7 separate regions of the Mus musculus genome follow, and all the other regions are linked to region 1. A link is a loop called in an ENCODE intact Hi-C map of the cell type or tissue named here. Cell type or tissue: heart. All regions are shown on one strand. Region 1 holds the start of Nrip1 (nuclear receptor interacting protein 1). Region 2 has its middle 8.6 kb from the start of Gm30726. Region 3 holds the start of Gm52253 (a long non-coding RNA gene). Region 4 overlaps Gm30507 (a long non-coding RNA gene). Region 5 has its middle 74 kb from the start of Gm30726. Region 6 has its middle 23 kb from the start of Gm30726. Region 7 has its middle 110 kb from the start of 1700041M19Rik.

The links. Peaks named below come from ENCODE experiments on the same cell type or tissue, not always from the same donor. Only the 100,000 strongest peaks of a DNase experiment are listed, where the experiment ranks them.
Region 2: it touches region 1 in a loop (2.4-fold over the local background); 11 of 42 quality-filtered maps call a loop at or near these places.
Region 3: a loop joins it to region 1, with 4 times the contacts of the local background. A loop is called at or near these places in 9 of 42 quality-filtered maps.
Region 4: it touches region 1 in a loop (2.1-fold over the local background); 4 of 42 quality-filtered maps call a loop at or near these places.
Region 5: a loop joins it to region 1, with 2.6 times the contacts of the local background. A loop is called at or near these places in 2 of 42 quality-filtered maps.
Region 6: it touches region 1 in a loop (2.2-fold over the local background); 6 of 42 quality-filtered maps call a loop at or near these places.
Region 7: it touches region 1 in a loop (3-fold over the local background); 3 of 42 quality-filtered maps call a loop at or near these places.

Annotation. Positions count from the first base shown.
Region 1 is chr16:76,371,788-76,375,787 of GRCm38, reverse strand. Nrip1 (nuclear receptor interacting protein 1) reads left to right here and starts at 2,739. Exons shown (of 4, transcript NM_173440.3): 1 at 2,739-2,916. In heart, CTCF peaks have their summits at 2,347 and 3,387; DNase peaks (open chromatin) are centred at 2,027, 2,557 and 3,297; H3K4me3 peaks cover 2,541 bases; H3K27ac peaks cover 2,493 bases.
Region 2 is chr16:76,538,148-76,542,147 of GRCm38, reverse strand. No RefSeq gene overlaps it. Among named protein-coding and RNA genes, the nearest start is that of Gm30726, 8.6 kb to the left of the region's middle. In heart, no CTCF peak of the experiment used is centred here; a DNase peak (open chromatin) is centred at 2,257; H3K27ac peaks cover 995 bases.
Region 3 is chr16:76,430,755-76,434,754 of GRCm38, reverse strand. It overlaps Gm52253 (a long non-coding RNA gene), which reads right to left and starts at 1,944. Exons shown (of 3, transcript XR_003951937.1): 1 at 1,745-1,944; 2 at 1,322-1,503. In heart, no CTCF peak of the experiment used is centred here; a DNase peak (open chromatin) is centred at 2,244.
Region 4 is chr16:76,220,258-76,224,257 of GRCm38, reverse strand. The region is part of intron 2 of Gm30507 (a long non-coding RNA gene); the gene reads left to right. Among named protein-coding and RNA genes, the nearest start is that of Gm30507, 27 kb to the left of the region's middle. In heart, no CTCF peak of the experiment used is centred here; no DNase peak of the experiment used is centred here.
Region 5 is chr16:76,620,634-76,624,633 of GRCm38, reverse strand. No RefSeq gene overlaps it. Among named protein-coding and RNA genes, the nearest start is that of Gm30726, 74 kb to the right of the region's middle. In heart, no CTCF peak of the experiment used is centred here; no DNase peak of the experiment used is centred here.
Region 6 is chr16:76,523,536-76,527,535 of GRCm38, reverse strand. No RefSeq gene overlaps it. Among named protein-coding and RNA genes, the nearest start is that of Gm30726, 23 kb to the left of the region's middle. In heart, no CTCF peak of the experiment used is centred here; a DNase peak (open chromatin) is centred at 1,765.
Region 7 is chr16:76,897,722-76,901,721 of GRCm38, reverse strand. No RefSeq gene overlaps it. Among named protein-coding and RNA genes, the nearest start is that of 1700041M19Rik, 110 kb to the left of the region's middle. In heart, CTCF peaks have their summits at 2,172 and 2,388 (motif pointing right); no DNase peak of the experiment used is centred here.

The sequences.
Region 1 (4,000 bases):
AATTAGCAATTCTACATAAGCTATGCAGTTCATTCAACACACGTGTGTTATCAAGAAGAGTCCAGGATTTTACTTATTACATTGGGTGGGGGTGGTCTGCTTTGGTATATCGTCTAATATATAGCTGTTGGAGTTTTAGCACTGATACTGGGCAAGCAGAACAAACGAGATTTAGCTTGCTGGGGCAATCTCGGAGATCTAAAACCTCCTTAAAAAGTGAGAATGTTTTTCAGAGTGACACTTGAGTGGGCTCAAATATCTGTCTCCACGTCTGTCACTGCAGCCCTCCATGGGAGCTTCACTCTCCTACAGGCCATTTATTACTTAGCTTACCTTTATATTAATTGTGACAAGCTATCTGGACTCTCAATGTGTTCCAGAGAAGAAACTGCCAATCAAAAGAGAAGGAAATGTTTGCCTACTGGTAAGAGAAGCTTGAAATACGGTGTGTGTGTGTGTGTGTGTGTGTGTGTGTGTGTGTGTGTGTGTGTTGCAGGGGCTTGAACCCATTGCCTTACACTCATTAGTATCTCTTTGCTTCATCCTTATCTCAGTTTTACAAAACTGGGTCTCCTTTTGGAACTTCATCCTTGCACTTGCTAAAACGTTCTAGAAGACCTCCACCTTCCCACTTCCTGTCTCAGCCTCCCAGTAGTTGGGATTACAGGCCAGTACCACCTTGGCTAAATGAAAGCATTTGTTGAATCTGCTATAGTCTACCACAACGATGCCTTTTAATAAAACTGACATTGAATTTAAAAAAATGGCACATTAAATTGGGATACATTTAGAATGTCTTTGTATAATATTTACAAAAAAAAAAAAAACTAAAGAGCTAATAAGTTACAATTATGCTGGTCATTTAATTTGCAATTATTTGCTTTTTGTCAATCCCGGATAAATGATGCCGGACAGGTAATGATGCCTGGGATTAATGCTGCCTTTACTAATTTGCTTTAAGCAGATTTTGAACTGCGGCATATGCGAGTGCTATGCTGTTACATGAGATTGACACTACCTTAGATGACAACAGATTGCATAGGTGAGTCACTAGGAGGACAGATAATAAGTATTTTAAAATGCACCATCATCGCCATTAAGGAAAATATTTCCTGCATGTGCTCAGGACTGTGCTAGAATATAGCTTTATTAAGAATTGATTTGAAAAATTGCCTTTACTTTAAAGATTGGGAAGATACCCCAGACGTTTTTCATTTGAAAAATCCGAAAAATAGCTATAGAGCTATTATATAACAGTAAAGAATACGGTTGGGTCACTTGGATAATTTTTGGTTTTGGTGTGCATCAATAACTGCTTCCAAATGCTACCGAAATTCTTAAGGATATGAAAACATATGAGAGTAGAAAGCTTCATCCACAAAATTGTCTTAGTAAGTATTTTAAGGCAGGGATAGCACTTCAGAGTTTAGGGTGAATCGAAGATGTACTTTAGCCTTTTTTTTTTTTTTTTAATGTCAAACAAAAACAACTTCTGCAACCACAAGTCTTCCCGCAGGTAATTCTTTTCATGACTAGAGTCAAAAACAAACGAGACAGAGACATCTGGGGTAGGGGGAGCGTTAAAAGGAGGCTTCACAAGTAAGATATGAAGGGAGTAGAGAGAATAGGTTTTAAAAGCAGAAAACACAAGGCGAGGAAGAGATCATGGTTTCTTATTTTTCTCTCCTCCCTCCACTTTCTCGCCTCACCAATCTGTTAGCCCACCTCAAATTTAGAGGCGGGTTCAGCGAGACCAGGCTGCAGGAAACCCAAGTTTCCCTGCATTGCCACCCTGGCTATATGATGTAATTGTTATTTATTGAGACTCTGAACCCAGCAAGAGCTGCTTTAAAGAAGTGACAGCCCATCTCCTAGTCCTGTTGGGTCAGATCCTTCCTGGGGGTGGTGCAGTTTGGCGGGCAGACCCTGCTGGAGACTTCGCAGTGACAAAGCAGCAGAAGAGAAACCAGGTTCCTGGGTCCTGCGTCCGTCTAGGGAGCTAGCTGTGCACTCCTCAGGTCTCCTTTCCAGTTTTCCGCTTGGAATCATGCCATATTTATCACTGGGTCCTACTAGGTGCTGAGCATGGGGTCAAAATGACCTAGAGTTATACAGCGCCGCAGCTTCCGGGATTTGAGCGGGACACAGATTTTAAGGAGGTGGAAATTGAGGGTGGGTAAAGGGCGCCAAAAGAACGCGTGTTTGTGGGGTGAAACGGGAGAAAGGGAGACACTTAAGGTGCCAGCACGTAGGCTGGGGAACCTGGGGTAGGATTAAGGTGCCCCGACGCCCCTGTGGTGCCCCCAGCGTTTGCCCCGGCACGGGTGACATGGGCGATCGCCTGGCCCCTAGCGGGGAATCTGTCCAGGCGGCTGGCTGGACGGGGCTGGGAAGCCAGGGCGCCGGCTCGGGAAGCACAGCACCCCCTCCTTCTCCGGGTCCAACCGCGTCCTCTCTCTGCCTTCAAGGCCGATCAGTCCCGGACCCCCACCCGGAGCACCGGCGAGGAGGCCTGCAGACGCCCGGTGGGCTCCCCGGCTCCGCCGAGCCTCCGGGTGCGCGCTCGGCCCGGGTGACAATGGGAGGGAGGGGCAGAAAAGGGTTAAGAAACTTGGCTGAAGAGCTGAATGGCGTGGAGCAGCGAGGGGAGGGACCCGGCCGCCGCGAAGTCGGCGGCGGAGGGAGGAGCGCGGCTGCGGCGGGCGGGCGGCGAGCGAGGCGCTCAAAGTCAGCCTCGCAGACATTGCAGCAGAGCCCCGAACTCGGGAGGCGACGGCGACCGCGGCGCAGGCGGAGGACGAGCCGGCCCCAGCCCGCCCGAGCGCAGCGCCCGTGGCCTCGCGCGGCCGCAGGGCACGGCTAACCTGGGAAGGAGGGAGCGACGCGGATCGGCGGCCCGGAGCCGCGGCGGCCTCGGTGAGTGGCAATCGCGGCCCGGGCTCCGTGCGGAGCTCGCGGGAGCGGACGCCGCGCCGCCCGGGCACGGCCTGGGTGCGCGGCCCGTGGAGGCGGCGGAGGCCGGGGGAGGCCCGCGGGGAGCTCCGGGAACACGGATCCCGGGGACAGCCCTCCGCCGCGCCCCGCTCCGGCTCTCCCCTGGAACTCGCGGGCCCGGCCGGCGCAGCCGCCAAGTTGTGGAGTTCCCAGCCGCGGGCTCGTCCGTGCCAGCCTTGGCGCGAGGGGCGCAGCCGCCCTGGGTGTTCTGCGCCGGGACCCACGCGGGTGGCCGGGTCGCGGGGCCCCGGTCGAGCTCGCCCGCCCAGCTGCCCCCGTTGGCCCCGAGCCCCGGGCGCTGGCTGCCGCGCCGCTCGGTCCTGCCGCCCAGCGGTGCTCTCGGTGGCGCCCGCGCTGCTCCCCGCCTATCGCTGCCGTCTCCCTTGCGCGGTGCTCGCCGATCCCCGGCCGGGAAAAGTGACTCGGAGAAGGGGCAGCACTGAGCCCCAGGCCCGGCCTGCTGGGCACGAGCTCCCCGCTTGCCGAGGGAGGGCGAGGCTCCTTGCACCCGAGGCCTCAGCCCAGTTCCCCCAGCATCCGAGAGGGGGTTCACTCGCATGAGCCTGGTAAAGTCCGGGGAGACCGCTCTCCTCTCTGGTGCCACTGTCCTCCTTTAATACTATTGTTGTTAGAAGAAACCCTCTAGCGTGCAAACATTCCCCAGACCCTCCTATCCCTTTCCAAAGTACTTTCCAAATTTTAATCAGGAGTTGATATTCAGACTGAAGGAACAAAGGAATCCACTGTGTTTAAAAGGCGGACAGGCAGAGAGTCTGACACATGTTGATCTCTAAGGCATTCCAGGAGTTTCTACCTTCCATCATGTCAGTAATTTAACTGGATTCTGGAGGTCGTAAACGAAAAACGGAACGTTAGGTAATTTCACGTTAAAATACTTTGTCGTCGTCGTTGTTGTTTTAATTAATGGGTCATTTTAGTTGGGGGAAAGTCCGGACATGATTAGGTGCAAGAACTTTTAACTCATTTTTTTGTGGCACCAGGCTGG
Region 2 (4,000 bases), 170 kb before region 1:
AAAACAGTCTCCTCTCTCTTTCTAGGACTTAGAAGTAACACAGGCAGCTATGGTGCTGCTGATAGATGCTGGTGCCCTAAGAAAAGTCATTCTTAAAAATTACAAATCCCATGACAGGTTATTTATAAAATGAATCTGTGGCAGCTACAGGTACCTATGAACCCATTCTTGAAGAATTATAGAATACTAACTGTAGACAAGCAAACACATATATTCAGGGGCATCCACACAGAGAATATGTAGAGTACATGGAGAAGAAGGGGAGAGGGGGAGGGGAGGGGAGGAGGAGGAGGAGGAGGAACAACTTAGAAAGGTTCTAGAAAACAGTAAAATAGCATAGTCAGAAGGATGCCATGTGAATGTTAGAGCCAGAATATTGCTGTGAAAATGTAACCCTCTTTAGTTCAAATTTTAGCCAGTGATCTCTGAGAGTATCATGGAGAAATGAGAGAGAGAGAGAGAGAGAGAGAGAGAGGGAGAGAGAGAGAGAGAGAGAGAGCTTAAATAGATCAATTTTAAGAAAAAGATAATACAGGGAAATGAGGCCCAGGCTGAACACAGAGTGGATGAGATATATAAAGAAAAGTGTGCATGTCATAACAAAGGGAAAAAAAAAAATCAAAGATGACTCAGAGACTGGGAGCCTGCTACCTGAGCAAATGACCAATCCATCCCCAGCACAAAGGAAGTCAAAATGGAGTGTTTGGGGAGAGAAGTTAGTGTCAGCAAACTCAATTTAAAAAATCCCAGAGGTGGAAGTTAGGAAAGAGGAAGGGATTAAAATTGGGACGGAGGAAACATGGTCAGACAGAGCTAAACATTGCTAAGACGATGCTAAGCTAGCATTCCCCAATGCATTCCACTGGCACTGATCTGAAGACCTAATAAGGAGAATGGCCGGTTTGTCCAACCAGGTAGATCAGAGGCTTTCTGTTTGCCTTTGTGATCAAAGTCACAAGAGAGAGTCTTTATGAGTCGTCTTTGCTTTTGGCAGTTAGCTTAGTCACTGAACAGAGCTGGAAATTAAAGTGGGTAACAACTCCAAAGTCCAAGAGGGCTCTGAATTAAACATTTGGATTTTCAGAATTGACCATATTACTCATAACTCCCTTATCTTCTGGAAAAACACTTAAGTTCCTTTAAGGGTAAGGCTTTGTCGCACAAGTCCTCAGCCCTTAAATGTTATATTATACTTTAATACTTAACACTTTAATATATTAAATATAAAATGATACATGAATACACACACACACAGGAGCTAAAGAGAAGTTGGCCTAACTTGTGAACAGTTCACGCCCTCGTTTGTCAAAGCATAAGAGAAGAGAGGATTAGGCCTAATTTGTACTCTGGGGTCAGTTGAATACTAAACAGGGGCAGACTTGCAATTACAGTTAAACTATAGTGTCTCTGAGATTTAACAGTGAGTCAGCCCTCGGGTCGCTACCATAGCGACGAGCTTTGTGGACTCATCAAATATTATTCTCAATTTACAAAAAAAAAAAAAAAAAAAAAAAAAAAAAACTGTTATGGAGGCAGACAGGTTAAGTCACTTCTAGAAGATCCTAATATGTCAGCAGGAAAGGGAAGCCTGAAGCAACAGGCTTACTGCACAAATACCTGTGTCTGTGACCTCACACTGGATACTGTTCCTCCCTGAGCCTGGACTTCCTGTCTAGCTAACGAACTTAGCTAACGAGCAAACACACACCTCTAAATGACAAGGAATGGCAAGACTGCTATTTTTTAAAAAGAAGAGGATAGAAAAACAAACAAACAAACAAACAAACACAACAACAAAAGTGACTTAATTTATTCAGGACTAAGTAGGACCTGTTTGTTGTTGTTGTTGTTGTTGTTGTTTTATTAGTGGGAAGATTAAATATTTCCCTGGACTTTCATTTTAGAAATAAACTTAGACAGCAGCATGAATAAACATGAAACAAATGTATTTACTCGTGTTTTATCTAGCGCCTTTGAAACGATGATGTGGACTGTTTCCACCTAGAAAACTGAGTCAGACAGTGATGTAAAGGGTCACTTCTTGAACAGCAATCATGAAGAGACTGAGCTACCGGTTTCTGGCTCAGGCCTTGCAGAAATCTTGAACCAGGACACCGAAGAGTTAACCGGAGGCCCAGACAGTTCCCTGCTGATCTGGTAATGAGAGAGAGAGCCGAGCTGCTGAATGTCAATAGCTCCTTGTGAACTTGGGTAACCCAGCTGAGCCCTGAGCTTGCCAGAGCTGGGGGAGGTAATCAGCTTGACCTTTGTGACCTTCCTGAGGCTCTGCTCTGTCCTGCCTGGAGAAACCTCTTTGCATATGATTTCCACATGCCTCTCCGTTGAAACCCTTTCAGGAGAACTGGACCTGAGTCAGCCTCAAGACGCAGCCTAATAGATAGAAGTTAGTCATTGCTGACGAGAGATTGCACAATACTGTAGGTGCTTGGGGGGAAAAAATGGATGCAAACACATCCTGGCATCCTGGAAACCACAGAAAGATTTCCAGCAACTGCTATGACATCTGTCCTTACAGATTTAGTAAAATGTGACTTATGTTAGAGTTCCGTCGGCCCTTCGCATACACCTATGGAGTTCTAGTCTACCGCTTCTGTTTACCTTTCTGATTTTGGTAGTTCCCGTTCCTTGAATTGTTTACATATTACTACTCTGATTGCCAACCAAGAAGTCATGTATGATGTGCCACAGATAGGTTAAGAGGCTATTTCCTGCCATTTTTGGTGTGTTGTTACACAGCCATTCTTATTCATTTCAAAACCTGAAACCTGAACAATCACTTCAATCAACCCCCATGTGTCGAAAAGTACTGTTCGTAAAAGAATGATGTTATTCATAAACTGAGAATAGGCATCCGAATTCTTAACTGCATCCCTTAGCCATGTAGACAATTGATTTGTATAATGAACCTTAACAATCATAGACTGGAAATTTATAAACAACTCCTATAACAATTGAGAGAAGTCAAATCCTGAAGACTCTTACATGTTACAAAAAGAGGTAGTTGGCTCAAGCACATAGCGGGCATTATTATCAGCTTTAACTCAAAGACACATTATTCTATCAAGGTGCTGGTACCAGTTCCATTGTTACTTTGTGGACTAAAAGGCAAGAAGGTCGCATTTTATGGTAGGCTAAGGAAGCAAACAAGACGAAAAGGTTTGTGTGATCCAATACTGTAAAACATTCTGTACTTTGTTCTTGGAACGAGCATGCGTGGTTGGAAATGCAGAAGAGATAAGCATCTTGCTCCCAACTCTGTTAAATTGAACATTATACCCACTGTTTGGTCTGAAGGAACACAACCCAGTTATAAACCCGACAAGGAGCTGAGGGGGGATTGAAGGTCAAAATTACTTGAAGGACATGGCCCCTGTATTTTTTATCACAACTGATAAACACGAAAAGTCTACCTAACAACTGTACATCAGCCCGATTTGGCTGTTTCTGGCTCAGGTACCTTGTACTTGAAGACGCAAAGGCCTCTGAACAAATATCTTCAGAGTCTGAATCCTAAAGTAGACTGGGTTTTCAAAACACATGCCACGTGCCCATGTCACTACCTGCTAAGATTCTGTTCTGTCAAGCACACTAATAAACTACATGTCCCGGGTTGATTTTTTAAAAGCCCGTAAATCAGACCACAAGAAACCTGGTTATTTTAGTGAAGTCTAAATTTGTATAGAGATTCTGCTTCTTAGATGGCATCAGATGTTCATGTTGCCCCTAAAACACTCCTCTTTACAAAGATCTGTAGAATTCCCCATAGGCAAATATAAAGACAAACTGTGCCATGTCTCACCGGGCTGAACTGGGGCAGCCAAGAGGGACCCACTGCTTCGTGTGACTTATCTGCTTGTCCTTTGGTTCTACAGCACCACCACCCACACTTTCCCAAAAGGAGAAGATCTTTATCAAACGTTTCGCCATAAATCAAAGCCACTTTGTGGAGCGAAGAAGTGTGCATTCCACCAGAGCGAGA
Region 3 (4,000 bases), 59 kb before region 1:
TCTAGTTGCCAATTAAAATGTTCTTGCTTCAATCTCTTCAGATTTAAATTGAGTTTTATGATGCTCTCTCTATCTTTCTCTTAGGAGTATCAGCATTGTTTTTAAAAAAAAGGTCACACTAGGTTGTCTTATCGAGGTGGCTCAGAAGGTAAAGTCGCAAGCTTGGCAAGTTGGGTTTAATCTCCAGAGGCCGGGAGTAGGAGGAAACCAACTCCACGAAGTTGTCTCCTGACCTCTACACGCATGCTGTCTATGACAAATGTGTCCTCCAGCTCTACACTCAGAATAAATAAAATATAAATGAAAAAAGGTAAGATTTTCACAACAAGCTGTTTATTATATTTATTTTTCATACCCTCTGTCATGCACATCTCTTATCTGTTTGATTTTTGACACAGGGTCTCACTCACTGTGTAGTGTAGCTCAAGATGGCTTGTTCTCACTCTCTCTCTCTCTCTCTCTCTCTCTCTCTCTCTCTCTCTTTCTCTTGGTTTTTCGAGACAGGGTTTCTCTGTATAGCTCTGGCTGTCCTGGAGCTCACTTTGTAGACCAGGCTGGCCTCGAACTCAGAAATCCACCTACTTCTGCCTCCGGAGTGCTGGGATTAAAGGCGTGCAAAAATGACTTTCTCTTAAATCCTCCTGCTTCAGCCTTCCAAATTCTGGGATTATAAGCATGTGCCACGATGTGCTTCCTGTCATATTTTTAGCTGAATGATAATGGTTTTATTTTGTTTTGTGTTTTTCTGATCAATAAGGAACGGAGGATGCTTAAGTCTAGGAAATTTTAGCCATTACTTATGAAGCATCTATAAAAGGTTTCACTGTCTGGTTCTGAGTTAAGACATATCTTCCATCATTTCATCCTTAAAATACCACTGAACTCGGCACTTGCGTTATTTGCATTTTACAGGCTAGGAGATTGCCGCTTAGAACATAAGTTTTCTGACTTTGTCTCATAGGTTAAAAAAAAAAAAACAAAAAACAAAAAAAAAAAAGATGCAGCTATCATTAGAACCCAGGTCACACTGCCTCTCTTGCCGACTGCAACTTTAACCTGTTACATAACTGATTCTTAAGTTTCTGGTTCTGCGACCTCGACCTTCGCTGTGTCTAGCTAAGTCATCACAGACCACGAGCCATTGCTCTCTGCTCCAACATCCTCAGCCAGTTTGGCATACATGTTTGATCGGGCTGGAAACGTCGACGTTAATAACCCTAACACGTAAACTCCCATGCTTTCTTTAAGCCTGGGAAACTCCCCCTCCGCCCCCATGCCTTGGTCCACTTTAACGGCTAAAATGCCCTCTCCCAGAGATGACCTTGCTGAGTGTCGTTTCTTGGTAAGTAGATCTCTACCGCCGATGACTTTTGATTCATCGTCACGCTGCTATTTGGTGTCAGTGAGGAGTACGCTGGAAGTGGCCGCCCATCTTGTGCTCGTATAAAGGGAAACAGGTGGCTGGTCATGTTGGACGCATTCCCTCTGGCAGCGGTGGGAAAGCTGCAATTTGTATTTAGCATTTTAATTGAGGCTGGCATTTGCAGAGCCACTTTTCTCTTTATAAGTCTTTTCAGATGAGAGAAAACCAAAATAGAAAGTATTATAACTCCTTCCTGTGTCGTGAACATTTAGCTCCTGAAGGCGAAACTTCCCTGTACTTTGCTCAGAGCATTTGCCTGCTCTGAGGCTAACAATCAGTTGATGGGAAAAAAACAAAAAAACAAAAAAACCGAGTACTCACAGGTGTTCAGGGACCAGGGAGAGTAAATGTTTTTGTCAACATTTTCATCAACTTTCCCCCACGATCACCAAGACTCTCCAAATAGAATCTGCTGACTTCAGTGCAGGGTCAGTGTTCCAGTGACTCACACAGCCAGGTAGCAGAGAACAAACAGGCTCAACAAAAGAGATGGCCTATGGAAATGGGAGTTCCTTATTGCTAAGGAAAGCTAAGTTTTTTCACAAAATTGTAGAACCCGGCAGGGGCAGGGAGGGATCCACTATTGTGGTGCCTACAGAGTCTCACTTAGCCGGAGCCTCAACAAATGCACACACCCTCTAACAACTGCTTCCCTCCCCTTCCTCTCCCAACTCCTAGAGTGCACCAGAGGCATTCAGTTCCTCCGTGAAAACACTCCTGAACCAGATCCAGCGAGGCTCCTACCCACGCCACTTCCCAGAAGCTAGCCCTGCCAAGGTCTCCAGTAACATGCTCACTGCCAAAACCAAATGGCAAGGCTCCATCCTGATGCTCCCTGACCTACGTACAGAATTTGACACTGCTGATAACCAATTACACAACTCTCCCTTCTTGGCTTCTGAGCCTCTTTCCTCATTTAGCCGGCATCTCACTCCATCTGATTTAGACACCCCTCTGCCTGTATCACCCCCGCCCGCCTCCCAAGGGCTTGCTCCTAGTTGTTTTGCTGTCCGCGTGTTTCATCTGTGGCTGCCTCACAGGTAGCACAGGTCACTATATGTTTATTGTATTAGAATCCCGGTGCCTAGACAGTGGTTGTAAAATAGGGAATGCTCAAAGATGTCTGTTGACTCTACACACATACTTAATAGATCAATTACTGTATTTACTTCAGTCCTGTCTATTTGCCTGGCTGGAATTCAAGACACAGGACCCATCCATCATACTATTTCTTGGTTTTGTTTTGTTCTGCACAGGTTGTCATTGTTCCAGCCTGGCTTAGAACTTACCATGCATCAGAAGATGGCCTTGAACTTCCAATCCTTCTGATTTCTGGGATTCTACGCGTGAGCGACCATGTCCAGTCTACTCAGTGCTATGGACAGATCTCAGGGCTTCAAGCATGACCTACAAACACTCCAGGGACTAAGCTCTGTTTTACACCCACCCCCTCCATTTATATTAAACAGAAAGTGTTTGTCTTTCCTTCAACTTTCCCCACATCCAACAACATCCATGCATGAATAAACAACACTGATAAATAACAATGGCCCTGAATAAAACTCCTCACTTACTTGGTTGTTTTTCAATTTCTTTTTCCAGTTCCCAATTAAATCTGCTTTTTCAGTCATGACATTTTCCGAATGGGATTTGTCTTCGTTTTTAACACTTCCAGTAGGTTTTTACGGTATTTGTGCAGGATAAATTGTAAAAAGCACTCTATGTTCAATCGACATTTTGTATTGTAAGTACTTGCCCAGATACATTACAGTGTGGCCAATTAATATGTGTTGAGTGACGGCCCCACGAACAAATGGATTTTTGTGTATTGTTCTTCAATTTGATCATTAAGGTCATCCTACGTGTGAACTAGCTATTCTATTATCTGATTACTTTTGTCATTTTAATTACCAAGGCATATAATCCCAGAGGTGATACAATCAAAGGCATAGCAATCTATTATTTCAGTGAAAAAATAGAAATGTAATTCAATACATTTAATTCTGTCTAAAGGTTTATACGAAACCCCTCATCTCCTGATTCCATTTGGCTATGAATCTCCAGAGAATTCCAGGTCACAGTATGTCATCACCATAATTACTCAGTTTGTTGATGATCTTCCCATCCCTGTGTGTCCGTGGGGTCATGTGTGTCCATGGGGTCATGAACAGGTTTTCACCACGTAGCCCAGGCTGGCTTATCATCCTCCTATCCTTTCACTTGAGCCTCAACTGCTGGGATTACAGTTGCTCCATCACGCTGGCCCAAAGTTATCTTTCCCATTTATTACTTACTGTATGCTAACACTTCCTCGAGGCCATTTTTAAATTTTTCTGTATAAATCATCTTAGATCCTCATTATTTTTAGATGCCTTGCTGTCTTAGTTACTTTCTATCGCTGTGAAGAGACAGGATGAGCCGGACAATTTATAAAAGAAAACATTTAATTGGTAGCAGATTACAGGTTCAGAGGGTTAGGAAAGCCCATGCCTATCATGGTGCGGAGCATGGTAGCAGACAGGAAGGCATGGTGCTAGAGCTAGAGCTAAAGGTCTACTGCTGGTCCACATGTAGGAG
Region 4 (4,000 bases), 150 kb after region 1:
CCAGAAGAGACAATGTCCTCTTCTGGCTTACACTGATACCTCATACAAATCACACACACACACACACACACACACACACACACACACACACACACACACAAATCATCTGAACAGAAAGGGGGCTATAATGCAAGAAGGAGTGGTGATAAGGAAGGGAAGGACAAGGGACAGGGACACAATGACCAGGAGAAAGAGATGACAAAGAGCCATTCACCTCCTTAGTTAGATGGAGACTCAGCAGGATCATGTGATACTGACAAAGTCAGCAGTACTTGTGACTCTGTCCCAGCCACACAGTGTTAATACAGAGGCTTAGCCAGGCAGCTCACTCTGGCACTGGGACAGCACGCAGCATGTACGACAGCGAACATTCTGTGGGGCCCACTCTCCAGTCTTGCTATTTGCTGACACCTTTATTGCCTCCAGAAAGCCACAGCACTCTCGTTCCCATCTGTTGGAAGTCCCTTCCAATGTGCTCCCTTCCAATATTCTGCCCTCCTTTTGCTAGAGAAAAAGAGACTCTCTCCATGTTGTTCTAAGTCTGCGAAATACTCAGCTTAGAAAGGAAGCAAATTTGGAATCCGACTGGTGACGATTTCCCAAGAAACAATGGCGAGTGGGGCTGTGCGATGTTGTGTGGGACCCTGATGCAGAGAGAGGTGGAGGGTGAGTGCAGAAAGATACATGGCTATCTGACTAGAGGCCCATCTGCATTGCCCCCAATGGAGTAACTGCCTGGTGAGAGTTACTAACAGCTCTGTCCAGCTCCACTGTAGCACAAATGCCTGCCCACACTATCATTCCACCCTAAATTCCTCTGCCCCACTTGTTCCTGAGAGCCAGCCTATGGCAGGTGATTTAAATTTGAGCCAGAGACTATGTTAGTGTGAATATGTCTGGTCAGGTAATTGAAGTTGCAGGCCAGTGGGCTGTAAATAACTGCTAACTGGGGGATCTGGTGGGCAAAACTCACCTAGTTGTTCTTCTGTGCCCAGGGAGCTATATTCATCCCCAGATCGCATCTACTGATTCTAAACTTGAGCTCATGCCTTCTGGTGTACAGAGTCCAGAGTGCAATCGCATTAACGTTATGGTCCCTTGGGGGAGGTCAAAGGTCACCAAGCAGGGCATGATCATCCTTGGGAAGCCAGCCCTTATTGTGGGCTTGTGTTCTCTTTCATCAAAACCTAGAAAGAAAATAAAGCCTTGGGTTCTGCCATCGGACACCTTCTATAGAGAAGAACTACATCACAATGGCAAATCTTTAGCTCTTGTGAAATGAAGGCGTGAGAGAGGAGTGGGGTTGGGGTTAGACGAAGCAGATACCCAGTGGCTTCATTTGAGGCCATGACTATGACTTTTTAAATTTACTTAAAAAATTATATATTTAAGACTGGGGAAACAAACAGCTAAGCACAGTCCAGAGAACCCAGGCTAGATACTTCAGTCTGTGAATGTTTCTGCAGTGAAGATCCCCCTACAGTGGATTCCAGGATCCCACTGCAAGGTTTGAGTGTGACCATGGGGAAGAACAGCTAAACACCTCTCCCTGCCGCCAAGCTGGTCTCGATCATCCAAGATCAGTGGACGAGCAGAGCCTGATGAGTACCCTTTACTGACTTCGCTGTTGAGTGAGTACCCTTGACTGACTTCCCTGCCTGCCCTCTCAGACTAAGACAGGGCCACTGCCCCAGCTCAGCTTGCAAGCCAAATCCTGTCTTAAAAGCAGCCAAAGGACTTCAGTTACTCTGTACTTACCTATTAGCAATATCGTCTATTTTGGCACAAATATAATTAACAGTGGTGTGTGTGTGTGCAAATTTACACCACCAAGAAGCCCCTCTTCTTGTTTGCCTCGGCTACATGTTTAGATAAAACAGATTCCTCTATATTTGGCTGATATTATTTCTGTGGTTTGACATGCCCAGCTGGCAAGAACAAGTCATTTTGGGGGATTAAATTCAGTAGAGTATCCAGGCAAGTGCCAGGGGACCCAAAGTCCTTAATGGAACGTTGGCAGACAAGACACCACTAATTGTAGAGCAGGTACAATGGGAGTGGGAGGCTGGTTCTGCAAGGAGCTGTAATCTTCTCTCTCCTTCTTCTTCCCAGCAGTGCTGAAACTGAACTAGTATCTAAATTAGGTGTTATTTCAGATTACAACTTGTCACACTTAATACAAGTGACACCATCAAGTGATTACCATCGAGTGATTACCATCGAGTGATACCAACTCGAAATTTGTTGGTATCCAGGGACAGCGATTGTTGGCCCATATAATCCTTCAACCAGTCACAGAATAACAGGTATTATGCCCACGAGAATGATGTGTCAGTCTCTGGACACTGGAATCTCTTAGTGACCTCTGAGATATAAAAGAATGAGTTACAAATTATCCCCTATAAAGGCCTGCTTATGGGAGCGCTAGACAGAGGCATGACACAGAGAAGCTTCAGTGAGTGTCAGAGGTCTTCTCCATGATTTAAGGTCTTCACTTGAAAACTGGATTTAATTCTCGTTGTGTAGAATCAAAAGACCTGACCCATTTTTTTTTTCCTGAGAGGAAATTCATGAGGTTCTCTATAAAGCTTTGGTAGCTGTATGGATGTATTTCCATTTTATTTCCCCTCAAGCTTGATCCTGTCTATTTCAGAGAAGATATTAGCTATTGACTATCCAACCAAATGTTCCACATCATATGGGATAGAAGATCAATTAAGTACGGCCTTCTTTGACCTATAGAGAGAAATACCTTATCATGCATAATTGCAATATAGTGGTAATTCTGGGAATAACTAAATCAGAAGATACTTTATGGTTCATTGGTTAATAAGAATCCTGAGGAGATGGCTCAGTGGTTAAAGCAGCTACCACATAAGCTTGAAGCCTAAAGTTGAGATCCTCAAAATCCATGGAAACACTGGGTGTGTGGCCAACCACCCACTGTCATTCCAGCCTCAGAAAGCTAAAGACAGGGACTTGAAGCAAGCAGGCAAGCCAGACGAGGCTGGTCAGCAAGCTCTGCATTAAATTAAAATTGCTTTCCTTGATGAATATGGTGGAAAGCAACCAAGAAAGACCCCTGACATCAGCTTCGGGCCCCACAGGCACTAGCACACACATACTAACACACAGAGAAGCATGCATACGTTCCCACACACAACACGCATAAACACTTAAGAATAAGAACCCTAGAACAAGGTTATTTCATTAATATAAAAACACAGATATAAATGGAAATTGAAAATTATACACAAATTTTAAAAAGTACACTGGCACTGCTTTATAAGAAACTAGTTGAGTTTTGCATGATGAAAATTGAAGGTGAGCATGTTGAACACATTCAAAATATGCTGTGTTCTACTCTCAAAAAATTAACTAAAATATCCTTTAAAAAACTGAAGTTGAATTAAACCAAGTTCCTTGGATCCTTGAAAAATGATAATGTTTGAAAAGAATTTTTTTTTCATCAAAGCTTCCAGGAAGCTAGAAACTTGTGGGTAAAAGGTTTAAATCATTGAAAATTGATCTGACATTTAATGGGAAACGTTGACTCTCTGAAGTCACAGAAGGTCAGTAGGTCGGGGAACTTCCATTACCTAACTTAGCTGACCTCCTTCCATGACATATGAGGGCATCGATCAAGGTTGTTATGCAGAATGGGAAGAAAGTTCTCAACCCTTCCTTTAATGTCTTTTTAAAAGTTGCATCTACAAAACTTATGTTTTGCTGTGACCTGCACAGCTGTCTGTTCTCAAAACAGAAGTTTACCTCCTCTTCCTCCTCCTTTTTATTGACTGTGCTCTGATGCAAAACGTCCATTCTTTTCTGGATGCTCTGCATCTAGGGTTCCTACACAGAACGTGGCTCCCTAGTTACATTTTGCCTCCACGTTTCATTATCTCCTCATCTCAGAGCCCGTAGTAAGATGGCGGTCCACTCGGCTGTTCTTTGATCTCAGTGGTCTTAGCACGTGGCCTGTTTGTGTTCTAGCAGTGCT
Region 5 (4,000 bases), 250 kb before region 1:
GTAAGGGAGGGAGGGATGGAGGGAGGAAAGAAGAGAGGAAGAGAGGAAGAGAGGAAGAGAGGAAGAGAGGAAGAGAGGAAGAGAGGAAGGAAGGAAGAAGAAGACCAGGGTAGACAGAACATACATCAGTCCCAGTGCTACAAAAGAGAAGACTTAGTGAACTTGGAAACATCTTTTAGAAACTTCAAAATATCCAGGAAAATGCTGGCAATTGTAAGCACTGCTGCTTTACCATGAAGTTCTGGTGGGCTACAATGAGTAATATCAACAGGGTGTCTTAATTTGAGGGTCTCTGAGATGCCTCTCACTTACAAATGAAAAGGTGGTATCCAATACCTGTCCCTGTGGTTTTTATTTAGCAACCTCTGGCTTCTGGAAGGATTGTTATACTCCCTCCCAACACACACACACACACACACACACACACACACACACACACACACACACACACATATACACACACACAGGAAAGCATGAAGGGACTTGCTGGGCAAAAAAGTTCCAATAAGAAAGGGGGATAAGATAAAGGAAAAGGTGGTGAATGAAACTAAAGTTCTTTTCATACATGCATGGTGTTGTAAACCAAGAAAAAATATTTTGAAAGAGACTGAGAAACCAAATAAGTAGCTCATTGGTGAATGCTGGGGCAACTCACCAAATTATATATTTCAGATGTATACCGTCAACAGAAATTGAGATATACTTCAAGGTAGCTGCTGTAAAATGTGAAATACAGCCAGAACTCTGACAACATTTATAAATCTAGTCATTAAACCAAGGGACTGTGAGGCATAGATGCACAGATTGATATCACATTATAGAATGCAATCTAAATTAGCAGTTGTTGACAATAAGCATGCATTGGGATAATTTTTAATAATAAAATCAAATAATATTTTTGTACAGAATGTATTTTGGACATCTTATACCTTTTAATATCTTAAACTTTTCCGCCAATAATAACAAATCCAATGCTGCTGAAATAACATTTTCAACGACCTCCTTTCACCTCTACTGAGTACACTATCCCAGTTTACTTTTTCAACATACAATTAATTTTTTTTAGAGGCAAAAATTTTGAGTAGATTTAATTGCTAAAATAACTACCTAGAAAATGGAAATAACCTTCAATTATGAACTGTGATCAAAGAGAGCCTTCATTTCTCTCATTGTTCCCTGAAGTGACTTTCATTCCCCTATCACCTTTTAAGGAACTTTGACAAAACACCACCACTAAGAAAATACTTTCAGTTGAATGTGGTCTAATGAGACAAGGCTTTTAGTCAATTCTCACATAATTATCTATGTATATTGGCTACAGGAGGGGACTGCAGTTAGGAGCAAAACTGAAGCTTCCTAGACCTGGTATCATTTGTCACTTTTGTTTCAATGATTCAACCAGACCCCATGTAGCAGCTCTGTCAAGAATAAGAGTGGATTGCTAAAGTTGATTCAAACATCAACAACATGGGATTCAAAAACTGAGTAAGCCTTATCCCTACACCATTCTCAATGGTTTTGCCTATGTTTTCCCTGAATAAGTTAGCTTCTGGGAAATGAAAATGAATAATGTGGGCAAAAAAATATAGAAGCATTAGATTAGTCCTCATCGTCAAAATGTTTTGGGTTACAAGACAGAAGTCAGTTATGGTAGGTCATGCTGTAGTCCCAGAATTCATGAATCTGAGGCAAATCACTTCAAAACCAGAACTAGCTTGAGTGACAGCATAAAGCCATTCCTTTTAAAAAATTAAGCAGAATTTCTTTTAGTAAATTTCCTTTATTCTGAGAATATTCATTGCATAACATACTATCAACTTAAATATAGCGTCTTATATTAAATACCCACATAAATATATAAACTCATAGCAAACATTCTAAAAGAAAATAGTTCAGACTTTGAATCAAGAAAAGCAGCTTCTAATCACATGTTTGAATTTTAATTGCTATAAGCAAATATACGTGTATGAGAAGAGCACTATAAACAAAGGAGGTTTGGATTGCATATGTCTGTACAAAATAAGTTTTAAGATATGTTAGGCATGTGCACGTTATCTCACACATGAATTGATTTACTTGCAACTTTGTGCAGTTTGGAAGTCTTGGTAGCCAGAAGTGTGGACATTATTTGGTGGATTCCACTTTAAACTTACTTTTAAGTAATTAATTAAGGAATTTGGGTTCCTTAAGAATATTGTTCATCTCCTCCACATTTAGCAACCAGTCCATCATAAACAGCAGCAACAAAAACCCCGTGTGTATGCAACCTGTTCAGAACACATGGAGAGAATAAGATGAAAAAAAAATGAGAAGTACAGTAGCAAATAGGTAACCAATAATTGGACATCAATAATTACTCGCTGGGCTTTATATTCTCAGAAAGTCAAATTACTGCCCCAACCAAGGTTGATATAGAACAAAGCTTCAAAAATATGTTAAAACCTCAAAGTCAGCAATGCTAACTGTGATGTGAGCACTGAAATGGGTCTCATTCCACGTTGATAAACGACATCAACATCACTAGCTGTGTAGCCGGCATCTGGAAGGCAAAACTGTTTTAAGACAGGGCTTCAGTGGGAATCCAATGCCCCTGGGGGCATTTGGGGAAGATAGAAGCTATGGAGGAGGTTTGGCCTCTGCCTGGCTGAAATACCTTAGACATGATTCATTCCATAGTTAAAAGAGGGGCCTGGGATGCTAAAGTAATCCGAGGGGAAATGGCGCCTCCCCCCTCCTTCATTTTCAGGGCCAGACTTGCCTGCTCCTGTCTGTGTTTTTCTTGTTCATTACCGCTCTCTTCATTTCCTCCTCTTCTGTTTTCTTGCTTGGCTCCCATCAGTGCTCTGCTTCACGCTAATTGTCGTTTCTATGCGCTTCCTCCAGAACGCTTGGTGCATGTAATTTGGAAGCCAGCTCCTAAATTCCTAATGCTTGGATCCACTTTGAGTTTCTTGCCGGTTTTCTGTAAGGATTGGAACACAGCAAGATTTTAAAATTTTGGAGCCCCTTTACTATTGGTTTTGAGTTTCAAAAAAAAATCTTCATTCTAGAAACAGAGAGGCACTTTCTACTTCTCCTTCCGACTGCTTTGAGAAAATCTTTACAAGCACATAGTTTGGAGATACTTTGGTCTCCCTAAATGGGTGGAAACCATGGTTCTGGGTTCCTCCCTCTCTCAACTAAAATTTATTTGTATTATTTGCTAAATACTAGACTGCGAAGAGGCGATGGATAGTTTTACCCTCCCAGAAGGGGTCCACAGACTAAAAGTAGCACCTAATCGCACGGACCACCATAACAGTGTACCCTGTAAACCTAGACAAGGGACAAATTGAGTTCAAGGGGAGATAGGAACAAATTTCTCCAATCTGGAACCTTGCTTATAAGTCTTGATTCTAGAGAAGAGGGTGTGTGCTGTCTTCTTTGGCTCCTGGATGGATCCATTGTAATATAAGTGCAAGGTCTGTAGCCTAACTCAAGTCTCTCATTAGTTCTTATAAAGAACATCATATATACCTGAGCTGGCTTCAAAGATACTGTTGGCTTGTCTGAATGTCTCCCTCTAGAGAGTTAGTTTTGGGCTTTTGGTTTTGTTTTAAATTCCCATAGTATGGCTCTGCAATTGTTTTAAACCACTCTGTCTGGACGTGACTTTCTGACCTGCTTACCATGTGTCTCTGATTCTGCTCTGCTGCTGGTAATGAAGACATTCTGCTAGTTCTCCTAATGGTGGAGCTGGCTAGCAGTCACCACTGCTCAGACCTGTGTTGGAAGTCTAATGATCTTTTATCATACCACCAGCCAATGAACATACACATGGGCAGTAGAGCAAGAGGACCCCACAAGTCCCCAGAGGAAGGCTGCTCAACACCCTGCCCCATCTCTGCTCTGATAGTGTTGCTTCAGCAGACAGTGAAAAGTGTGGATTGTGAGGTCCTAGCTCTTCGCAGACTTCTTCAGAAACAATTGTACCGCATGCACTCTTGTGCTTTCCTCTCAT
Region 6 (4,000 bases), 150 kb before region 1:
AGTTGCAGTTAAGATGCCTCTCAAGGGTCAGATATGTTATTTTACAAACAGGAGAAACTCCAAAATGCTGTGATTATCTGAGTTTCCCTTAATTCTAAGAACGAAATATACCTCAAGGCAAAGAAAAAAAAAAAAAAGAAAGAAAGAAACGAAGTTACTAATTGAAACTGTGTTCAGATCAAAACTGCAGTTTGAGGAACCCAGGGTTACATAACTAATAACCTAAGCCCTTCCTGGCCCTGGATGCATTAGGAAGAGTTGCTTATGAAACAATGCACTGGGTTTAAACAATTTCTTCATTTGGGCAGAGGATAGCGCATCTTGTGTAACTGGTGCTCCCCACCCCTCTCCTTAAAAAATGTGCTTTGATAAATATATTTTGGAAGGAACAACATGAAGGATAAGAAAATTGGAAACTTAATTTACTCTCCAAATCTCATCTTCCCCTGCAATAGTTTGAATTTTGAGGGCTCTAGCAATTATCAAAGGTCCTTGCTTTAGGTTAATTGCAAAGTAAAGATCACCACTAAAGATTTTCAATCCGCCATCTCCATCTCCATCCCTCTCCATTACTTCTCGCCCGTAATTGTACTATAACTGATGCATGAGTCATATTTACAGCTTGACTCTGTCCTCAGAAGATGTTACTTTGTAGAGCCGCTTTGCACATTGATAACTGGCCAATTATTCTCATCTTTTTATCTCTCGGCTCTACTGGCTTCTGCGGATTGAATAGGCATGTGAATAAGAAACAACTTTCTGGGCTTCCACACTGATTGGTCCTAGGGAATCCAAACTTCAACTTTTTTTTTTATTTGGTATTTTCTTCATTTACATTTCCAATTCTATATCCTTGAGAGAGCGAGAATTTAGGAGGATCTTCAGAGGAGAGAGTGGTATTGGGAAGAACAGGAAGAAAATAACCTAGAGGTTAAATGCATAAAGCACATTTGAACACAATGGACTTAGTTCATTATTCTGTTTCTTCATTAAGGCTGTTATGGCAAACTGTATTAGCTGAGTAATTTATAAACAGTAGAAATCTGTTCCTCATCATGGTTCTGGAGGCTGGGCAATCAAACATCAAGGAAAGAGCAAATTTACTCTCTAATGAACACTCTCTGATTCTTCCACTTGCTCTGATTCCATTGTACAAAGAGCAATGGAACCTGTTGGATGAGGGTACTAATCCCATTTGTAAGGTCACAGCATTCTTGTCTTAATAATTAACAATAGTACATCTCTAAATATTGTCCTATTGGACAGTGGGTTCCCATGTAAGGATTTGGGGACAATAGAAGCATTCGTCGAGTCATAGCAATGTTCTACTGTCAGACAAACCTGAAAAAAAAAAAAAAAAAAGGAATCCTTACCCAAAGGAATGCAAAGACACTTGGCTTCAGATCCTGCAGGCAACAGGAAATGACTGAAAGTTTGTTTGGACGGTGAGAAACATGAGCAGACATGTAATAAATGATTCCTTTAGCAACAGAGAAGGTGGCTCACAACAGAGAGGGTGCACTTCCAAGAAATAGTGGGCAAGCTACTAAAAGAGGTGACTACCTGACTGCAAAAAAGCAAGTATAGAGACATGTAAGATGTCAACTGTTCAGAACCAGAACCTAATTGGCCTTGGCCTACAAATGAGATTCCTGATGCTAGGACACAGGGGACTGAATGCTGTGACCCTCTGAATGTGTGAGGAGGGCTGTTCTATTTTGGACGTGTTGAGTTTGAGGTGACTTCAGGACAACTGAGTGAAGACTTTGCCTGGGAAGCATGAGGTCACTATCTCTGAGCTGGCATGTTTATAACGAAGACTCCCAAGGGCACAGACTGATGCTCTGTGTCCTCTGCTGAATTCAGATGTCCTGCCCCGTGAACCAACAGTGATTACTCGGTAAATTCCCGTTAAGATCTGTACACAGCACCTTTGAGGAAAGACTCCAGTAAAGCCATCACCATATCTCTTTAGGCAGAGAGATATAAGAAAGTTGCAGATTTAACATTGTTTAATGTAGTAACTTCTAATCAGTATATTCATCTGAAATCAGTTTTTCACGGGGGGATGCAAAACACTGTTAGAATATCTATGAAGTGGAAAGGGATTTCAGATGTCTGTCCTTCCAGAGGTTTCAAGGACCCTCAGCAAAGAAAAATGATCAGGAAAAACAAAACCTTTAATCCATAAAATGGGCAAGGGCAAGGGGGGGGGGGCGGGGTGGAAGCTCAGATGCCAAAAGCAATCATGTGGTTTAGATATGCCCCGGGTTGGTATGCTCATAAAAACCTGTTTACAGGGGGAAAGTTGAGCTTGAGCCACATTGTGCCCTTACAACCAGAAGTCTCAATTTCTGACTCTAGTTGACAGGGAGAAAAATATGAATAGGTCAGAGGTAAAAGAGCAGTGTGCCTTAGTAACATGTGGTTGTGCTGTGCCTAAAACAGCTGCCTAACCCTAGAAGGGCTCGACCAGCCTCAGGATGCAGTCAGGGGGAAGGGATGCAACTCTGGTTTCCAGTTCTGACTGTGTAGTGAGCAGAAGTCCTGTTGCTGACCTTGTGTAAATCACCTGGCCGTATACATGCTAGCAGTTTCATTTATATTTTTGGACTCCTTGGCACGTTATCTTGCCTTTGGTTCGTCTCCCCTGCAGCCTTCATTGAACAATCATACTCAAGATATATAAAATACTTGTATTTTTTTTTTTTGGATGATGTGTCTTTTCCTACTGAGAGACTCTCCTTTTCTTGTAGCTAATAATGAAAATTACCAGTGTAGAGAGAGCTTGGCTCACTTGTGTCAAGATGATATGAGTTAACTGAAGGTCACTTTGAACATACTTTACGCTGCCTCCCAGGCACCGCTGATAAAGAAAGAGACAAAAGAGCAAAGACAAAATTAACTTTTAATTTCCCATGGAAGCCACAGAGAGAAACAGAGAGATGGGGAAGATGTCTTCAAACACACAATGGAGAACTGCATACTAAGCAACTCATCCGATTTGACTTATCAGATAAAACCAAGCCTGCTACGAGTTTAAACTTACAGATAGAGCCCCAGTGCTGAGAACTGATAAACATCAGTGATACCCTTCTCATATCCAATACCAGCAAAACAGTTTTTTCTTCCTATATTAGGCGAATAAATAAACAATGAGACATATGAGGTTTCTGTCTGCAATAGTTTTCCTTCTATGCAATTCCTGACTCTAATGCTTCTATATCGCTTAGCATATTAAGTACCAAGTTTCCTGTCCTTTGGTTGTATTAGCCACTATGTTTTCAAATTTTATTTTTGTAATTCCAGATTATCACCAGAGTATTAATAAAGAATAGGAGTCTTTAACTAAGCAGGGCTCATAGAGGCTCACAGAGAAGGGAGTGACAGTAACAGAGCCTGCATGGGTCTGGGCTAAGTGCTCTGCAAGTATATTATGGCTGTTAGGTTGGTGTTTTGTGGGATAGCTAACAATGGGAGAAGGCGGGGCTGTTTCTGACTCTTTCCTATGCTCTTGGGACCCTTTTACTCCTACTGGGCTGCTTTCCCCAGCCCTAATACAAGGATTAGTGCCTGAATTGACAGTTAAGCTCCGTTTTCTTGACATCCCTGGGATGCCTGGTCTTTTCTGAAGGGAAATGGTGGCAGAGTAGATCTCGGTAGTGGTGGTGGGGGAGAGGACTGGGAGGAATGGAGGCAGGGAAAACTGCAGTTGGGATGTATTCTATGAGAGAAGAATTAAACAACAATAATTTTCTTGCACCTGACTAGTTCCACGAAAGTACATCAATAACTACCTACATGAGCCAAAAGAAGACATGAATGATATACACTAACCAAAGACAGGAACTTCTCATTACTAAGCACCCCACCCATGAATGAGCTATGAAGTGTACAATCAAATGACCAGAACTCTCGGGCCACAGATTTGGAAAGCATTTTCAAATGTAGGTTTTCCTTGTGCAGGCTTTTCATCTTTGTGCTGCAGATCCCAATCTCC
Region 7 (4,000 bases), 530 kb before region 1:
ATCAGAGAGGTTTTCTTTATTAGTACTATTGTAGTACTAGGACATAAAGATAGAGAAGAACCAAACATGGGGAACTGTAACTTAGACCCTTTAGTGGTTGTCGCCTTTGATGTCTTAATAAGTATTCCACGACAGGGCACATTGCAGTGCCAATCCCAAGTCAGGTTGTAAGAGAAAAGCCGATTGAAGCCACTTGGTATCCATGATCCTTCCCATAGATGAACCTGTATCTTCTTTCCTGTAGAATTCTCTTCCTTTGCCTCCTCTTTACTCTTCTGCTTTGAAGCAGTGAAGTAGTGGAAGAGGCTGACAGGCAGTGTGCAAAAGGAGAGGAGAGTCTAATTAGAATTGCTTTCATAAATAGTAGTTCATCTCTTTAGCGGTTTAAAGGTGAGACGCCAGCACTGGACTTCAAAGGCAGTGTGCCTCTAAAAACGGTCTGAACGGTGGCTTCTCTCTAACGGGGGAAGCTTCCTGGAAGGAAGATGTCATCTGCTTTCCTGGGTGCCGCATTGAAGGAGAAGAAAGTTAAGCATCATGACTTCTGTTAGTTTCACTGTGTCCCTGTTTAGTTTCTGTTTCCATGATCTGTCCATTGGTGAAAGTGGTGTGTTGAAGTCTCCCATTATTACTGTGTGAGGTGCAATGTGTGCTTTGAGCTTTACTAAAGTGTCTTTAATGAATGTGGCTGCCCTTGCATTTGGAGCATAGATATTCAGAATTGAGAGTTCCTATGCCGGGGCCTAGCAAACACAGAAGTGGATGCTCACAGTCAGCTATTGGATGGATCACAGGGCCCCTAATGGAGGAGCTAGAGAAAGTAACCAAGGAGCTGAAGGGATTTGCAACCCTATAGGTGAAACAACAATATGAACTACCCAGTACCCCCTGGAGCTCTTGTCTCTGGCTGCATATGTATCAGAAGATGGCCTAGTTGGCCATCACTGGAAAGAGAGGCCCATTGGTCTTGCAAACTTTATATGCCCCAGTACAGGGGAACGCCAGGGCCAAAAAATGTGAGTGGGTGGGTAGGGGAGTGGGTAGGGGAGCGTGTGGGGGACTTTTGGGATAGCATTGGAAATTTAAATGAAATAAATACCTAATTAAAAAATATTATCCAAAAAAAAAAAAGAAAGAAAGAAAGTTAGCATCCGAGTCCTGTTGTGACGCTGCCCAACCCTTAGCGAATTATACCATGGGGGAACGTTAGCCTCCTCCTCTGTACCAGTAACAGTTTTGTAACTATTTCAGCATGAAATGTTATACAGAAACTACCTGACAAAAATGCACACGCAAAACCCAGGAATGTGCAATGCAGTGCCTTGCTGTGTCTTAGGAGGCAAGCAACCGCAGATTCTCCAGCTTGGGGCTGGCTGAAAGTTCTCTAAGCACAATCAAACCCGATGATGTTAACGTCGCTCCCAAGATTTTGCATATATGGAGGGATATAGTTACTATGTGAAATGTCCTACATAAGCTCAAGGAAATTACACTATCCTATTAAAAGAATAATTATCTCATGTATCCCTTCAACTGGGGAGCCTAGCTTCTAGGGCCTTCCTCTTTCCCAGCAGTGGTCCCTTGGCCAAGGGATTAACCCAGTCCAACTGACACTGACGTAACCATATAATGCTGTAAATAAGAGGATATTTGTAAGAGATATTGGATAAGCAATTCTTAATCAATACTACTTCTAATAATCGAAGGTGTTAGTGATTAGATTGGGAACTTTGGACTTTCATCAAGATCAGTAAGACCTACTCTCTTGACTAGAAGGACTTGTCTCTTCGTGGGCCTTCATGTCTCTTCTAACATCATGGTTTGAGGTAGTTTTGAATCCAAAACCTCTGATTTCTGCTCTTCAGCATGGACAGCTGACTTCTGCAACAGTGGGATTTAAATAAGTCAACAAAGAAAAAAAAGTTCTAAGGGACATAGAAATGAGAACAACTTAGACAAGAAAGAAGTAAAATCAAATGTGTACATTCATCTACCTGCAAGAAGGTTTCAAAATGCCTCGTATCAGGGAGGAACACTCGGACCACAAAGACGCAACACCTCAATTTTGCTCAATGCACATAACAGATATCAGGCTCTATGCTGAATTCTCAGTGGTAACTACAAAGTGTTCTAAAAACCTAAAAACTAACAAAAAACAGCAACAAACAAGCCATATATGGAAATTAATACGAAATTCATAATTGCTGTGTTCAACTTCTTTTCATGTCTTAAAAAATTTTAAAGCCTCCAATACTAACGTTTAACATTCCTTTTTTTTTTTTTTTTTTTTTGGTCGCACATAGAGGGCTGAATTCAATCCATGTATGGACTAGATGTTGACTCCTGTTTACAGTAATTAACAAAACAAAACTTTCCCCTCCCATGTACTACCACTCTTGGACACAAGATGGCAATCGTAGTCCGTGAAATCTACAGTGATTTTTTTTTTTTTTTTTTTTTTCTTTCTTTTCCTTTTCCTTTTCCTCTGTGTGGAACAATTTCTTGGAGAAAGTTGAAGTGACATTAAAAAAACAAAGATAAATGATCAAAGCTATGACGTGAATAATTAAATAGCTAAATTCCACCGCCTGATCTCGGAGACATTTTGCTTTGCTTCCTGGGGCTTAGATGTTTTTATGGGATTGGCTACTTTCCTTCAGCCTGCACCAAATTGATTTTAGGCACATTGCTATATGTCTTTAAGTTTTTATTTTTTAAATCTGTAAATACAATAACAATATGGCATAACCGTACAATGTTGTAAATCAGATGTTATTTGTAAATGATATAGGCTAGCTATTTCTTAATCGGCACTAACTAATAATAAAGTAGGTTGATGGTTAGATTAAGAACGTTGGCAAACGTGAAAGAGTTTAAATGGGAAGGTTAGGCTTTGACTTTAAAGAAGGACAGAGAAAAAGAAGTGCAAAGGGCAGATGAGGAGGATACCTAAAAAATAAATAAATAAAAAATGTTGCAAAAAAGGCATGACGAAGCTTGCCCAAATACCTCACCCCATAGCTCTAAGACATGCCTGACAGTGTGAGTGGACATCATCACAGGATGGGTCCAAAGAAGAGTCATGACCTCCCAGTGGTTAAGTTTCCATTCCTTAAACTTGTGTGTAAATACATGTGTGTGTGTGTGTGTGTGTGTGTGTGTGTGTTTGTGTGTGCGCGCGCCTGAGCATGTAGAGACCAGAGGTCAATGCCCAATGTTGTTCTCAATGTTGTTTCTCCACCCCTGGTTTTTCGAAGCACGGTCTCTGTGAACCCGGGGCTCAGAAACTGAGCTCTACTGGCTGCCAGCAGCAGCAGCAGCAGCTCAGAGCCTCCCGTCATGGCCTCGCCAGCACTGGGGTTACGCACAGACATATGCCAGTCGGGCCTGGGTTTTATGTCTGTGCTGAGGATCCATACTTGGGCCCCTGTGCTTGTGCAGAAAGCACGATACTGGCTGAGCCATCTCAGGAGCCCCTCTACATCATCTTCATACATCGTGACGTCCACACTTGTAGAAGCTAAACAAATGCATTCACGTGCTTATCACATAGTAAGCCCTATTTCAGGTTGCTTTCTTTCATGGTTGGAGAATTTTAAAGAAGCTTGCAAAGAACTCTGGATATTAAAGTCTGGTTTAAATTCCCTGGATTTGAGCTCTCTTAGAATTGCCTGGAACAATACCGATCCAACAAACCTCTGAGCTTTTTGTGTTAATGTTAGGGATTGTGACAATTTCAAATTCTTATGCAAACAGATAGAGTGGCTCACAGCTGCAGTCCCAACACTTGGAAGGTTCCGGAAGCAGGAGGATGAGAGGTGTAAAGCTAGCCGAGAAGAGTGAGCAGTAATAATAATAGCAAGTAAACAAACACTTGCATCCGAACTTGAGTATTGTCTTCCGTCTTTAACCTTTTTTTTAAGCTTCCATCTTCTGAGAGAAAATCCAAGGCATACTGAAGATTAGAAAATACATTATTAGATGGAAAAAGCTGTGAGAA